2 separate regions of the Homo sapiens genome follow, and region 2 is linked to region 1. Evidence: read pairs that join two places in POLR2A ChIA-PET (ENCODE). Cell type or tissue: PC-9. All regions are shown on one strand. Links, peaks and the distances in the headings refer to the core of each region. The heading gives the core; the rest is flanking DNA. Region 1 overlaps ATXN1 (ataxin 1). Region 2 overlaps ATXN1 (ataxin 1).

What was found. Peaks named below come from ENCODE experiments on the same cell type or tissue, not always from the same donor. Only the 100,000 strongest peaks of a DNase experiment are listed, where the experiment ranks them.
Region 2: POLR2A ChIA-PET joins it to region 1 with 5 read pairs; 3 of 35 experiments call an interaction of 5 or more read pairs at or near these places.

Annotation. Positions count from the first base shown.
Region 1 is chr6:16,563,880-16,569,268 of GRCh38, reverse strand. All of the region lies in intron 4 of ATXN1 (ataxin 1), which reads left to right. Among named protein-coding and RNA genes, the nearest start is that of ATXN1-AS1, 190 kb to the left of the region's middle. In PC-9, for the core only: no CTCF peak of the experiment used is centred there; no DNase peak of the experiment used is centred there.
Region 2 is chr6:16,674,951-16,680,339 of GRCh38, reverse strand. The region is part of intron 2 of ATXN1 (ataxin 1); the gene reads left to right. Among named protein-coding and RNA genes, the nearest start is that of ATXN1-AS1, 83 kb to the left of the region's middle. In PC-9, for the core only: no CTCF peak of the experiment used is centred there; a DNase peak (open chromatin) is centred at 3,209; H3K27ac peaks cover 2,206 bases.

The DNA.
Region 1 (5,389 bases), core at 231-5,230:
GGGATTACAGGCGTGAGCCACCACCACGCCAGGCCAGGACTCTTCATCTTTTAAACCACCCGGGTCTGAACTGACAGTCCCTTATGTTATCTTCATGGGAAGAAGAGCAGGCAGTCATGTGTGGCTCCCCATGAAAAGGCAAGGAACCTTCTAGATACTGCCGCTAGAAACCAGGTGTGGGATAGAAGCCCTGCCTTTGATCTATACCTGTTGGTCAGGAACCTGCTTCTACTTTACTTCATTCATCTGCACTTCTTAGGAGCTGGGTCCTGTTCTTGTTTACCATTACTAAATTACGGGGAAATTCCTGAAATTATCCAGTCCTCCCAGATGGTTCATTCTTTGTGTGTATACCCAGAGCTTGGTCATGTCCCCATTCCTCTCTCTCAAGATTAGATCTGCTGTCAAAACCTAGAAACAAGTCTTTACTGAACTGAACTCTTTATTAGCCTTTGATTGCCAGATAACTGGACTTGGGAAGGGGAGTTTGGGAAAAAGGGTTAACTATATTAAATTTTTTTGGTGCTCTCTTATATGGGCTGGGATGAAGCATTTAGACAGTGGGAGAAGTATAGGAGAGGCAGACAGATGCCAGAAAAAAAAAACTTTGGTTGTTTCCAGGTACCGAAAAAGAAAGTTCATTTGTAAGTCACCCACCTCCTCATGATTTCTTCACCTCCTGTCCCCTGCTCATGGTACTAGAGTTTGTCTATATTATAAGCTCTATAGCTCTTTTTGCCTTCCTGCAAAACTAAGCACTATTTATAACACTGTTTCTCTGAGAAAATGTGTTTGGAGTTTCAAATAAATGACTTACAAATGAACTTTCTGTATACAACTCATTCATACATTGAGAACTGCCTGTACCGGGCATGTAACCTGGAGATAACTTTTATCTCTGCTTTATCAATATGGGCTTGTCAGGTTGACTTATGTGTACTTCTCTCTGCCTTCGTTTTGATGATAGCCTCTCTCTTAAAATTTAATACTCTCTTTATGTTTGGAGAAACATTCCCTTTGGCAGCGTTTCAAATATTCTTGCGAATTGGAATAGTGATTTTATTTTATCTCCCAATGTATCTTTAATAGGATTCATGGCTATGAAAATCTTTTGCACAGTCCGCCTATAAATTGTAGAAAAATTGAGAACTATTTAAAAGAAGGGGGCGCAGAAATAATCCTTTTCTAGTATTACTCTGGGTTGTCAGATATCTTTGCAATATAATTACTGTGTTGGTTTTTAAAGGTTAAAAGAGCTCTGACGTTTATAATTCTCTTTTGTGTGTGTGTTCTACACATATAAGGGGAAAATCTAACACATGGAAGGAAAATACTTTAGTTAACATAAAGGTCCTGAGCATTTTATGGTTTTTCAATACAGAGACATAATTCATGGATTTTATATTTGCTTTTACAGATATCTGGTGAATCAGTTATTTGCTCTGTGGAACCAATTTGCAGTTTACACACCTTGTTTATTTCTAAGCTGTGTGCATGGGTAATGTGTGCACAAAAATACTCTTGCTGACATTAGATTGTAAAGTAAAAAGGCGGAACACTGGTCCTGGAGATATGCCTTCTCAGGGAACTTACTATCCATATACAAGTAAAAATTTCTCATTGTTAGCAGAGCAGCTGACAGAATATGATCACAAATGTTGCTGATGCTGTTCTGTTAGGAGGTAGAAATAGAATGCCTAGGACTATGCAAGCTTGTCAGAGTTAGATTGTCAGGGTGATGTGCTTCCATATTAAAAAGAATACTTTGTTCCCCCCTCACACATGCACCCTTGCAGTGGAAAGAAACATTTATTTCAGAATAAGCGCAAGTTATTCTGACTTGCACTCACAGGCTCAGACTTTGATGCCAGTGTAGTTAAAATTTAGTGAATACCAGTCATGTTTAATGGTCTTTCCCTTCTGTTTAAAACAGTACTGCAGCCCATGCAAGAAACATTTCCCTTTAATTTTATGCATTTTGTGGTATCTTTTGATGGTTTTTCTCTACTGTCAAAACTGTGAGAATAATTTCAATGGCATGTTTTTTCTGCCATCTTCAGTTGGCAGTCATATCCCCCCAGATTGTCCTCATAGATTCCAGATCACCTTTATGTTTAATCTTCATTAATTGACAAGTACCTTTGAAAGGGTTTTGCAAAAATTGAACTGCAAAGCTGTGATTTAATACAAGGAAGGCTACATCAGTGTGAAAGAAAGCACTTTATGAACTGTAGAGTACTATTTAAAGGTGAGGCATTATAATTAAATATGCTCAGGTTGTTACTGAGCATTGAATGCCAAAGCATATGAAAGACAACTTACGATGCCAGGAGTTTGAGACTAGCCTAGGCAACACAGTGAGGACCCACCTCTACAAAATGTTTTTGTTGTTGTTGTTGTTGTTGTTGTTTTTGAGACGGAGTCTCACTCTGTTGCCCAGGCTGGAGTGCAGTGGTGTGATCTCGGCTCACTGCAACCTTTGCCTCCCAGATTCAAGCGATTCTCCTGCCTCAGCCTCCCGAGTAGCTGAGATTACAGGAACCCACCACCATGCCCGGCTAATTTTTTTTTGTATTTTTAGTAGAGACGGGGTTTCACAGTGTTCGCCAGGATGGTCTTGATCTCCTGACCTCGTGATCCGCCCGCCGTGGCCTCCCAAAGTGCTGGGATTACAGTCGTGAGCCACCGCGCCCAGCCTGTTTGTTTGTTTGTTTGTTTGTTTTTTAATTGGCCAGGCATGGTGAGATGTGCTTATAGTCCAGCTACTCTGGAGGCTGAGGCGGGAGGATCGCTTGAGCCCAGGAGTTTGAGATTACAGCAATGTTATGAGAGTAGCTAGAAGTTACACCAATGCTGCAGGAGTTTGGGGGAATCCAGAGTTGTAAAATGCCAACAAAAATTATTAATTAAGGGGATCTCTTAGCCGTCTCTTTGACCCTACAAAAAACATGGTGGTACTGAGTTTTTTAGCCTCACCCAAGCAAAAACAGAATAGGGCATTGTATTTCTTATATCTGGATGCAAAAACATGAAATGTTAATTGTAGATTATAAGTCATTAAGTGTCACGGATTTATGTTTTATGACAAGTTGGAGTTTACAGATTTCTAGGCTATTTTTTTCACATAGAGATACATGAAAGCTTTATTCTTGTTATTCAACGTAAATCTTTTATAATCTGCTCTCAATTTCCAGTATCCTGAAAAATCCTTTTTCTCTCTTTTTTGAGACCCTTCCCTCCCCCTACCATCCAGAGTCATGCAGTTAACAGTTCTGATAGTGCTTGGATTCATTTGTAGATTGTACATACCAAATGGAGCTGGCACCTCTTCATGGAAATTGGACCCAGTGGGCTATTTTACACTTGCCGGATGTGCTTTCCTCAGTAGAAGTTTATATTTTATAGCTGATACTCCATTGACCATAGTAACCTGTTATAAAACATGATGTTTTATCATTTGTTCTGTGTCTTCAGGGCTGAACATTTTATGGAGAGACTTTATTAACATTTAAAGAGACTTTATTAACCCTAGATATTAACATGGTTTACCTGGAAATTTTTTGAGCAATGTTTTCATTTGATTCCTGGAATGTTCAAATAGCAAAGGCAGTTTCTGTTGGTGTGCATGTGTGTGTTTGTGGTTAAAAGCCAGCATTACCCAGAGACCTTCTGGTTCATGTGGAAATTATTATTATTACTATGATTATTGTTATTTTTGCAAATGAATAAATTGTCATTCTGATTTTTTTAACCTCAACGTTCCTTTAAAAACACTGTTGATTTTTATGGAGAAGGTTGATTTCCTGGAAGTAATAATATGATGTTAGAGATTACTTTTTAGGCAATATTTTGGCATGTTTATCAGATAAATCAAACATCAAATAAATAGATTATGGGGAATGATTTTTCAGTAATCTCTTTTTGCAGTTTCTTCCCTAAACAAAATGATGTGGCCTATTAGGTGGATTGGTTTGGAGGACAATTGCTTACAGGGACCCTGTCCTTATGGTGTGGAGAAGCAGAAAAAACTCACAGTACTCCAGAGTAGCCCCCTTATTCTTTTTCATAAACTTCAAACTAGGTATGAAAGACCTGTCCACTTTAAAGCTTTCGCCTGTGAAGATAAAGCAGAGATTGATTTTTAACCACTATGCTCATATGGGGAAACAGAATGCAGGAGCTAAGATTTAAAGAAGCAGATGGGAAGAAGAGAAATAACCTCCTCTGGCATCCACCTGGAAATGTCTCCTGAGAAAGAGGATGGACATCTTCTGATATTCATAAGTCAAGGAACTGCTTGAATTCTGTATTCCGTGTACAGTATTCTACCTATCAAGACCCTCACCCAGGGAAGAAAGTCTTGTTTATTCAGGAGATGGGGAGCAGGAGGCATTGAGGACTGCATAGCTTATTTAAATTAAAAAAAAAAGTGCAATGAATTGCTTTTTAGTGTATTTACAGAGCTGTGCAGCTATCACCACAATAAATTTTAGAACATTTTCATCACCCCTAAAGGAAATCCCATACCCATCAGCAATCACTTCCCATTTTCCCCCAATCCTCTACCCTCAGCTCCTGGCAACCACGAAGCTGTTTCTCTATATATAGATTTGCTTGTTCTAGACATTCCATATAAATAGAATCATGCAATATGCGGACTTCTGTGACTGACTTCTTTCACTTAGCATAATGCTTTCAAGGATCATCCACATTTCAGCATACATCAGTCATTCATTTCTTGTTATGATGGAATAATGTAACATTGTATGGCTATACCTTATTTTGTTTATTCATTTATCAGTTGATGGACATTTGGGTTGTCTCCACTCTTTCACTATTATGAACAGTGCTGCTATGAACATTCCTTTCCAAGTTTTTGTGTAGACATAGTTTCATTTCTCTGTGCAGCCTACTTTTAGGTAGTTACAAATTAAGATTGTAAGTGATTTTTTTTTCATTTTACACATTTGTTCGCTTCACGATGGCCTCCTCTCTCTTCTTACCTATCTCACTCTCCCAAAAATGATTTTTCTTGAGAACATAGTTGTAGAAGGGTAAGAATATCAACCAACTTTTGCTAAGTATGAATGCCCAGGCGCTCTGCTAAGCATCATGTATGTGTTACAATGTTTCTCACTTTATAGACGGGGGCTGAGGTTTAGAGAGGCTGCTAAGCCTGGAGGTCATTCAGCTGAAAAGGTAGAAGAGCTGGGATTTGGACCCACATCCTGTTTACTCAGCAAGGTCCATGCTGTCTGTTGACTCCCTCATGATATGATCCCAGATCATACACCTGTTGAAATCTTAGAGAATTCTCTTTCTATTCGTGAGCTTCTCCCAATTGTATCCTAAAAAGTAAGGAATATAAATCAGATGCTCCGTCCTAAGC
Region 2 (5,389 bases), core at 162-5,161, 110 kb before region 1:
TGGGGGGTAGGGGGCCTTTCTGGGGCTTCTGAAAGCAAATGTTGTGATAATTAGTTACAGTGTCCCAAAGATGCCTGGGTCTACCCCTGACCCTCTACACAGGCCAATTCTGCTCCCACCAGAAAAAAACAAGAGTACAGAGCAAAGAGGCAGGGCAGCAGCCTCTGATACCTATTTGAACTTTACACATTCTGATAGAATTTATTATCTGTATTGAATATGGGAGACTGTGGGTAAAAGACTTCAAGACAGTGAAAAACTAGGAAAGAAAAATAAAGGTGTATTGGGCCTTGGCAAATTTTTGACACTTACTTGACTATGTGCTTTAACTTTTTGAAAAGGCAGATAATATAGCAATCACATTAAATATTTATCTTTAAAAGAAATTATTTTAAAAATTACTCTTAATATTACCACATTATGAACTCAATAGGAGATCCTACAGTTCCTTTAACTTTAACAACAGTACATTTGTTAATATTCATTAAAGTTAAAGAAGCTTACTATTACAACAGAATGAAGTAATACTTGCTGGAAAACACCAATATTTTACTTATCTTTATCTAATCCCCCCGTTTAACTGTAGTGATACAATACTTAATTTTAAAAGAGGAATGGTTTGAATGTACAGACTTTTACATGTGTTCTTCCATTGAGTTCTTTCTTGTAGTCTAACCCAATAGTTATCACACTTCAGTGTACATGAAAAGTGCAGTAAAGGATTGTGCAGTATACATAAAATCCTGTGTGGAGTGTCTTGTGGGAAAGCCAAAGGATTTTCAAAGTTAATTTTGACTATATATGACTTTTGCTTAACTTTTGAACTTAACCGCCCACATAAAAACTCACTCCACTATATTTCCCTTCTCTTTGCCTCCCTACTTCTGTCCCCCCTTTCTCCCTTTTTTCCTTCCTCCCTTGTATTCTTCCATCCATCCATCCATCCATCCATCCATCCATCCATCCACCCACCCACCTATCCATCTATCTATCCTCCCATCCACCTATCCACCCACCCATATATCCATCCATCCATCCATCCATCCATCCATCCATCCATCCACCCACTAACTCATCCATCCATCCATCCACCCACCCATCCATCCATCTATTCATCCTTCCACCCATCCGTCCACCCACCCACCCATCCATTCATCTATCCTTCCATCCATCTATTCATCCATCCACCCATCCATTCATCCATCTATCTATTTGTCCATCCATCCACCCTCCCACCTATCCATCCATCTATTCATCCATCCATCCATCTTTTCTTCCATCACTCCTTTCTTTTTTTTTTTTTGAGATGGAGTTTCACTCTTGTTGCCCAGGCTGGGGTGCAGTGGCGTGATCTCGGCTTACCGCAACCTCTGTCTCTCGAGTTCAAGCGATTCTACTGCCTCAGCCTCCCAAGTAGCTGGGATTATAGGCATGCTCCACCACAGCCAGCTAATTTTGTATGTTTTTGTAGAGATGGGGTTTCACCATGTTGGTCAGGCTGGTCTCGAACTCCTGACCTCAGGTGATCCACCCGCCTCGGCCTCCCAAAGTGCTGGGATTACAGGCGTGAGCCACCGCACCCAGCCCCTTCACTCCTTTCTTTTTCTCTTTCCCTGCCTTCCTTTTGATAAATTAACTTAAACATTTTTTTTGGTGAAATTAATATGGTGATGTCTACTTATATTTAAATCAGAAAATTATTAGTATGCTGAATATTCCAATCTCTTAGGAATGATAAAAATATTCTATAAAGGTCAATCTTAATTCCACATCCTATGTTCCTACTCAGCTTTCTGTCTCTGATTTCTCATTTTTAGCTGGGAACATCCCAGCCAAAAGACAGCCAGGTTCTCTGTGAGCATAGCATATCAAACTAACTGTAAGAAAATAACATTTTGGCTTAAAAGCCATCTTCTAATATAAGATAGAATAAAAATGATAATGATTGGTATACTATGTGGCATTGTTAGTAAGAATTTGAAGTAAGATTTACCTAAATCGCTGAAAATATTGAATAGTTGGCTGAGACTTTAGAATTGGTACAAACATGTACATTTTCTCAAAATCAAAAGAATTAAAATAGATATCCAAGAAGTCAGATTATGAAAAAATAAGATAGTCAACGGAAATCCTAAAAGTAACTTAAACATTGGCATTGGACATATTTCATTTGTATTTCTGCCATAGAAGAGTTAAGTTAATGTGCATTTTTGCCATGCAATGGCAAAATGAAGAGACTTTTTTTTCCCTTCTTTTTGCTCTTGGTAAAATTAAGTGGCAAAGAAAAGATAGCTCTGAGGTTATTGCTAGAATTTTGTGCTAAAAACATTTTGGCTAGAGCAGCAAGTTTTTAGGCAAACAGCCCCTGATAAAAGTTGCAAGAAAAAAATCTCATTCGAGTGCACCAAACACTTTTCAGATGACCATTTAATTTTTTTAAGTTGCATAAACAATTTCAAGTGCACTGTAAATATAGAAAATAGGGTATGATAGTTGACAGAAACAGAATGAATTAAGAGCAGTAATAGAAAATTGTAAACAATTATATCTGAATTTCATCAGTTGTCTTGCTTACATTCACAATTAGTCATCCCGTGAAAGACATAGGTGAACATTTAGCTGCTTAAAAAGGAATTAGCTGCTTGAAAGGACAAATGTTCATGTTAAATTTCATGAAGACTAACCTTCAGCAGACAACGGCACAAATGTGTCAGCTTTTTCTGGTGTGAATGAAGCAAGATACAGGCAAAACAGATGAGATAAATAGGACTTGGAAAAAAAATTCTACTATACAAGTTTTGTATCCCCATCTTTTTGCTCTTTGTGGAGCACCTACTGGAAACCACTCCTGACCTAATGATGAGGACACAGAGAGAAAATTCAATAAGCAATGGCCTGAAAAATAATTTTTATCTAAGTATTAGATAAACGCAGTAGCATATTTGACTTGTAAAAATAACATGGCTAGGCTTTGTATGCCTCCCTGTCCTCTTACCTACGTGGGATTTTCAAATAGCACTGATTCTGGGGAGGGGAATCAAAAAATAGAAGACTCCCCTCTCCCAGAGCACACGTAATTAATGCCTGTGTTGCAGCTGGGAGCTCTCTGCCAGCAGAGTTCTTTGCTCGTCATCTCTCAGCGCTCACCCACATTCCCCTTGATTCACACCGTATTGTTTGTTTACATGTTTGTCTCCCTGACTCAGGTTGGAAATCTTTAAGGACAAGGACAACCTCTTGTTCCTTTTTACATTTCCCATGGTGCTTTGCTCGCAGTGGCCACTACAGACATGATTCATTCATTGTTTTAAAAAAAGTGTTAACTAGTTAAGTGAAAATAAAATGAAACAGCAAAATGAGACAAACGCCTAGATCTGAAAGGCTACAAAATACAGCAGAGGGTTCAGTGGACATAAGAGGAAAGGAACACAATGATATCCCCAATCTTGTGATGGAATAGAAAAAAAAAAAGTGATTGGTGTTGATGTAACACTTTTCTTGGCCAGTTGAACATTCCAGAGTAGAGGTCAGTTTTGTAGTTAAATCTGGTAGGAAGATGTTTCCAACCAGAAGGAATCATACTAAAATTATTTTATCACAACAAGCAGTCCATAACCGAAACTTTAATTTGTGAGTTGGGAATCAGGATAGGAAACCCAATTTTATATTCTTTTTATAGGAAGAAGAATCCATTCCACCACTCAGACTGCTTTCCTCTTTCATAATCGTGGCATACTCTGCCATTGTTTGTTTATTTTCCCCACAACTAGATGGAGAGTGCAAGGACCATATTTTACTCATGTGTATCCTCAGGGCCTAGCACAAAGTAGGCACTCAGTAATGAAGAAGTAAGATGTTTCAATGTCCCTAACATTTAAAAGGATGTATGAAACTAGTGCTAATACCAGAAAGAGTTGGTTTTCATAGGCTGTTAATTGTGGGTTTTGAAATAATGTACTACTTTGTACATTGATTTTATACAACTGTGTTATATACTTCAGTAACTTTCAAGGTAAAAAGTTAGAGGTTATTAAATCTGGCAGGGTCTTAAAACCTGAGTCTCAGTCCATGTAAGAGCATTCTTTTGCTCTTCTTGACTAGCCATGTAAAAGGGTGAATGTAAGTTAGTGAATTATCTTTTAGAAATCTTCAGTTGTATATATATTTTTTTCATCGAATTGCAAACTCACTCACACTTACCAATGTAATACTACCCTGTTGATGAGCATTAGTAGCCTTATTTGGGTAGCCAGATTAGAGACACAGGCTTCATGGTGTTACCTGCCTTGATGTTTTCATTCATAATGCAGCATTTGGGAATGCAGCATTTTTCTATATTGGAGACATGTATGATGATGTGTATGTTCCTTCCCCATAACCCTGTCCGCTTCTCCTTTGGCAGTGTCTTGCATCACAATTTTATTTTATTTTTATTTATTTATTTATTTTTTGAGAAAGAGTCTCACTCCGTCACCCAGGCTGGAGTGCAGTGGTGCAATCTTGGCTCACTGCAGCCTCCACCTCCCAGGTTCAAGTGATTCTCCTGCCTCAGCCTCCCGAGTCGCTGGGACTACAGGTATGCACCACAATGCCTGGCTAATTTTTTTTATATATTTTTTTTAGTAGAGATGGGGCTTCACCATGTCAGTCAGACTGGTCTTGAACTCCTGACCTCAAATGATCCGCCAGCCTCAGCCTCCCAAAGTGCTGGGATTACAGGCGTGAGCCACCGCACCTGGCCTCCAATTTTAAATATATGTAGGCTCCATCTCCACCTCTCCCTGAAAAAACTTTCCCTGCTCCTTTCGCCTTCATGTGTGCCATAAGTTGACTGCCATCAGGCCAATATCATTACATATAAATTCCCTCCACCCTTCGTTTTAATTTTAAAATATCTGAAAGGGGGAAAGGGAGAAGATTCCCTAATGAGTATGTTGTGTGATTCAGGACCTTGGCTCTTAGATCCTCAGTCATGTGATATTTTCAGATTTTATGGGACTATGGTGCAATTGAAGAAAGGCTTTTGACAGAAAATGTGAAATGATGAAGTCTTAGCACGGACTCATACGGCAGTATTTGATTGCGGGTTAATCTCCAAACGTTGAAATAAAGTGGATCTGTTAAAAAGCCATTGGTTACTTTCAGTTGCCAGGGGTGTGTATGCTCACATTCCTGGAAGCACATTCTATAAAGTCACCAATCTACAACACAGACACCCACCTCCCCCTAGACTTCAGAGAGCTCTGCTGGGCTGCAGCTTTCTACCAAAAGAGTTGTGTGCCTCTGAATTTCACATCCAACCTTGGAAGCTGCAGTCTGTTTAAGATTTCAGAAAGAATGGGGGCTATGTTTCCAGTTTACTGCTTTGTTATTTTGAAATTGAAAGTCT